Regions from separate parts of the Homo sapiens genome. Here region 1 is linked to region 2. Evidence: chromatin contacts called from ENCODE Hi-C or POLR2A ChIA-PET data. All regions are on one chromosome and are shown on one strand. The core of a region is the stretch at or near the end of the contact, and the rest is flanking DNA. Distances in the headings are between cores, read along the strand shown.

Region 1 (2,700 bases), core at 129-2,628, 530 kb before region 2:
AGGCAGCTCATTTAATTTTGGATTATTCAGGCTGAGATGAAATCTGCCTTCAATCCGTTGGCCCTGGTCGTTTTTCCAGAGCTACGCAGAACACATCAACTTGTTTTTCCGTGTGAAAACTTTTCATGTATTTGAAGACAGCTATCATTTCTGCCAAAAGCTTCTTTTCCATTAGATTAGAAACACTTCATTTCATGCAATAATTTCTTATGTGATATTCGTTTAAAGCCTTCAGCTCTCTCTGGCCATATTCCAAAGCACACACTTCAATATGTAACCAAATGTGGACACAATACTGCAAGTGTACCTAAGCATTGCAGACATGTCTCATCTTATGTGTATAATATACTTCTTTATCAAAATAAGATGTTTTTACTATATTCAATGAATAAATGGATCGAAATATTCTTAGCTAGGAATTGTTCTTGGATACAAAGGTAAGACAGTCTTTACTTCAAGAAGCCTACAACCTAACAAAATAAAAATACTCTCTCAATAAATTGTGATATTGTCTCAGCACTGTAATTGAGGTAGAGCAAGATATGATCACCAAGTAACTGACATATTAGGTTTTTACACAATGGAAGATCTCTGCTTATTTCAGACAACTTGATATTCATTAAGGATTCATTCCAGACCTGTGCCATTCGAAAATCTAAATGCTGCACCCTCTCCATATCTTTCCTAATTTCATGATGTTGATTTTGTTATAATTCCAGCATAGCAAGGTCTTTTAAACCTTTGTTCTGTCATCAGATATGTTCGTTTTCGATTCTTAGCTTTGTGTCTCCTCTGAGAGCCACAGGGAAGCTGGCTGCACTGTACATGAGCAAAATAGTTTGCGTTCAGCTTTCCCAGCAGAAATATGTGTTGGGGAATTTGGCTAATGGGAAGTGGTAAGGCATATATTTAGAAAAGACAGTTTATTTTACCCAAGACAAATATAGACCCTTGGAATTCTATCCACCATGACTCACAGACAGTGCAGAGTTTCAGCCCCGAAGGGCTGTGTGCTGTTGGCTGTTGGCACACAGTGAAGCCGGGGCCTGAGAAACAGAGAAAAGCACAGAAATGGCTGATGTTTTCAGGCCAGCTTTTGACACCAGACGCCAGATTGCAAGTTGAAACGTTCCCTTATCTCCAGCCCTGCAAGGTAGCTTATAATGTTCTTAAAATAATTAAGCTTCCTTTACGTCGTCTCTGCTTGAATTGCATTTAGCACCTTGCTGGAGAGGCCTTTCCTGACCACCCTGTATAAACAGTCCCAGCCCTGCCTCTGTGCTTGCTCTATCCTTGCCCTGCCCTGTTTCCCATGGCTCTTACCGCTGTGAGACTTACTACGTATTTCCTACTCGTAGACTGTTAGACTCCCTCCATCCCCATGTCCACATGCAGCAGAACATAAGCTCCGCAAAAGCATGGGCTTGGGTTTCCTGACTGTGAACAGGGCCTGGCACTAGCACGTGCTCCATTGGCACGTGCTCAATAAATATTTGTTGAATAAATGAATGAATCTGAAGTAAAATGACGGTAAATTATTGACGTACTTAGCTGGTAGAAGATTTAAAAAAATGACTATGGAAACAACCGAGAATGTCATGTTTATTTGATCGTTCCTAGAAAGATACGATTAATTATACAAAGAATTTTGAGCTTCTCTAAATAAAAGAGCGGTCTGTGTACTTTCAGTGTGTGCTGGTGTTATTTAGCATGTGAAGAAAAGAGCTTATGAAATAGTAATCATAGCTTCCCATTACCAGATACCGAGTAATGGAGTGGTGGCTTAGCATACCTTTTCCCATTGAGCATAGATTTTATTGTATATCTTATTTAGACAAAAGGGAGCTCAGAGGGCATCAGCCATTTACCAGTGGCCCACAGCTCAAAAGGGCCAGAGTCTAACTCCTCTCACCTTGCAACACTTACTAACAAGCAATAAGCAAAGAAACACATGTATCTTCCTTTTATGAAATGTCCCCGGGACACTCACCACCCTTGCTGGGGAATTTTATATCCAGGTGAGGCTTTCGTGCTACCTGCAGCTGATCAGAGTCCTGTACTTGGTATCACCACATAATCACGATGGCTCTGCCTACAAAAGTGACTACCAAAGTGACACCTGCATATTTTCTACTCCTTGCTTTGCTTTCAAATCGCATTTGCCAAGAAAATCAGGTAAAGCAATGTTTTTGAAGCAGTCAGCATTCTTTACATCTGAAAGAAGTTATGTTTCTTTCTCCCCCATTCATCACTCCCTCAACATAAGATTTTACAATCCAAATGAGAGAGCTGTATCAAGAAAAGGTTGCACTTCTCTCTTGCTGACAATTTTGTTAGGTAAGATAAACGACAGAGCTTGCTCTTCAGACCCTATCTGAATTCTAAAACTCTCGCAGAAGTAATTTTTGCCCAGGAGTTAACAGGAGGAAGTAAGGGGATTGCCCGTAAAGCAGATACATACTGGGAAGGAACAGCAAGCAGAAAAGTGCAGCCACAAAGGCCTTGTGCAGAGATGCTCTTACAGTTTCACCCACACAAAGTCGCCTATTGTAAGCCACGACTTTGGAGAGCTGAGCTTTGGGGAACAATTTGAGATCCTCTGGGTCTTGCACCTCTAGTGCATGCCATGGTTATTGATCCCACTGTCATACACTTGGCTGAAATGTACACGGTCTGCACCTGAATTTAGGCCATATGCCT
Region 2 (2,700 bases), core at 1-2,500:
TGAGCCACAAAATCACACGGCTGTTACAGGTGAAACAGGATTATACAGTCACGCGCCACATAACGACATTTTGGTCAGCAATGGATCGACATAGGATGGTGGTCCCATAAGATGATGATACTGTATTTTTACTCTACCTTTTCTATGTTTAGATATATTTAGATACACAAATACTTACCATTGTGTTACAGTATTCAGTACGGTAACGTGCCGTAGAGGTTTGTAACCCAGGATCTACAGGCTGTACCATACAGCCTCCGTGTGTAGTAGGCTATGCCATCTAAGTTTGTATAAGTGCACTCTATGATGTTTGCATGACAAAATCACCTAATGACACATTTCTCAGAGTATTCTTGTTAAGCAGTACATAGCTGTATTTACAATTATGTATGCCCTAAAGGGCCACTAGTTAGCATTAATACATGTAAGCCAAGAGGCTTCAGCAGGGAATTCTTCCCCTCCTACAACAATTCTCCTTAGAGCCATAATAATTGAACAAGCTATCCTCTTATTTTCAGAAGGCTACAACTACAGGGGACTGAAAACAAACTAACACGACGTTTGAATTTAAAAAGACAGTAATACTTAGCCACAGCTCTCTCCAAACCACTTGGAATGGTGTTTCCAGTTGTCTGATTAGCAGGGCAGGTGGTTCCACTGCTAGGACTCACTGGGTGTCGGTTCTATCATCCCAGCACCCAACACAGGACCGTTTCAGACACACTGAGACCCAGAAGGAGCCTCAGCTCCCATCACAGGTCCAGTCTGGATGTGGTAGGGTACGAAAGGGAAGCGAGTACAATGATGAAAATCCTGATGGTGACCCCTGAGGCAGAGGAAGGCACAGCTAATGTCTGCCCACTCATGGCTTCCCACTTAACTCTGGGCTCCGCTGCCCACCTGTGGCCTGAGATGGGACGACAGGGAGCGAGAGAAACCCCTCTCTGTTTGGAGACTGCCATCACTCCCAGCCACAGACAGCCCTGATCTGTCTCTATCTCTAGACACAATAGGATCTCACCCACTACGTAGGAAAGGGTGATGTCAATTTGGAAGAGGAAGGCTACAAAAATGCAGCAACAGCCAAACATCTCCTAAGAGCAATTAACCTCAAAATAATTCGTAAGCTGGACATTTCCCATTCTAAGATATACAAAACGAGCAATTCCAGGCATATCTCATTGGTGACAGGAAAAGGAAAGCATATCTTCTGAGATCTTTCCAAATACTCCAACCCCCACAAGATGTGCTCCACTTGATGAACACTGCTTCCTGCAGCTGTTGGTTTTCTCACTGGCCTCCCTGAATCTCCCTCAGTCTGGCCTCGCCCCACAGCCACGCATTTCAAAGGCTAATGAGGTTCCTAATCTGATTTCTCCATCAATCGAGCCCTGGCTTTGCTGCGAGGAAAACGATGCCTTCGCAGCCACCAACACAGTCTGTAGACTGTATATTTAGCCTGGAGATTGAGTAGTTAGTGTACAAACATGTTTTTATCATCTGTAAGCATTCCCAAAATAAGTACCTCTGGGGACGGAATGGAAGTCTGATAGATTCCAGTCCCTAATGTGCTTTGAAATTTTCTTATCACAGAAGGGAGATCGCAGGGCTCTCTTTTTCCCATGCTCAAGATATCTTTTTGGTGACTTCACATTCTATAAGCTATTTTTAGTGGTTAAATACTCGCTTCTTAAGAGCAAAGCTGCCTCTGTCCATTTGTGGTCTGGGAATAAAAAGAATCTCAAAATATCGACAAAGTGTACAGCCCTGTTCTATTGATCTCGTCTGGCTAGAAATTACCTAAATATTTCATCAGAGCAGAAAATATACCTGGCACCTTAAAATACTGGCATAACAGTAGTTCTATATAAACTGGCTTTCTTTAGGGGATAAAAAGTCCTCTTAAAATTTGTTACTGTTCAAAAATTTTTTTTAACATTTTCAAACTGGAAATGATCAATAATTATTTTAAAAAATCAAAATCCTAATGTAAATATTGAAACCAAAAATGTTCCCAAGGCCAATTAACTTAGAGTTTTTTTAAGGATGGGAGAGGTGTGAAGAAGGATAAGATTATACCTAGGATAGGATCAATTTTGGAGTTTTATTGGAAAAATGTATACCAGTGGAATCATGTTTTTAAAAACGTGTAGAGCTTTTTTACCATAAGACACTCCCCTTTGATATCTCTAATGTCATATGTAAAAATCGCTTCATAAGGCTGGGTGAGGTGGCACATGCCTGTAATCCCAGCTACTCGGGAGGCTGAGGCAAGAGAATCACTTGAATGCTGAAGGCAGAGGTTGCTGTGAGCGGAGATCGCGCCACTGCACTCCAGCCTGGGCCACACAGCAGGACTCTTTCTCAGGAAAAAAAAAAATCAATAACATTTGTCCTTCTTTTATTTGCCATATCTGTTTGTTCAACAAGTAGAAAGCCAAATTGTGTTTTAGGGAAAGAAAAAGTGTGGTACAGACAGGACTATATGCCAACCAGATTACAACAGTTTATCAGTTATATCTGAGATTTTGCATAGCCAGTTCTTAAAACACATTTGGACTCTTAATCCTCAAGCAAGAATTTTACATGCATCCATATTGCCTGTTCCCTGCAAAGCAGCACATCTCTGCTGAAAAATGCTCACATCCGCTCCTCTGTTCACTCAACGACAAAACAGGGACATTCGGGCAGTTTTTCAAG

Evidence for each region. Hi-C counts contacts between places; a loop is a spot of excess contacts on that map. ChIA-PET counts read pairs that join two places held with the same protein, here RNA polymerase II (POLR2A). Pooled maps may share reads with other maps.
Region 1: a map of IMR-90 shows a loop between it and region 2 (2.1-fold over the local background). The contact joins two enhancer-like sites. A Hi-C loop is called at or near these places in 3 of 168 maps with a recorded cell type or tissue (IMR-90, PC-3 and chondrocyte) and 4 of 50 pooled maps. POLR2A ChIA-PET finds 5 or more read pairs at or near these places in 1 of 52 experiments (PC-3).

What each region holds. Positions count from the first base shown.
Region 1 is chr4:187,477,254-187,479,953 of GRCh38, reverse strand. The region is part of intron 1 of LOC339975 (a long non-coding RNA gene); the gene reads left to right. Among named protein-coding and RNA genes, the nearest start is that of LINC02515, 70 kb to the right of the region's middle. Within about 2 kb of position 1,378, at least 4 of the 41 ENCODE cell types and tissues checked have a DNase peak (open chromatin) inside an H3K27ac peak, as active enhancers do; they include IMR-90, where a contact is called at or near this core.
Region 2 is chr4:186,947,346-186,950,045 of GRCh38, reverse strand. The region is part of intron 1 of LOC102723906 (a long non-coding RNA gene); the gene reads right to left. Among named protein-coding and RNA genes, the nearest start is that of FAT1, 220 kb to the right of the region's middle. RefSeq lists an enhancer at 2,606-2,700. Within about 2 kb of position 1,250, at least 6 of the 41 ENCODE cell types and tissues checked have a DNase peak (open chromatin) inside an H3K27ac peak, as active enhancers do; they include IMR-90, where a contact is called at or near this core.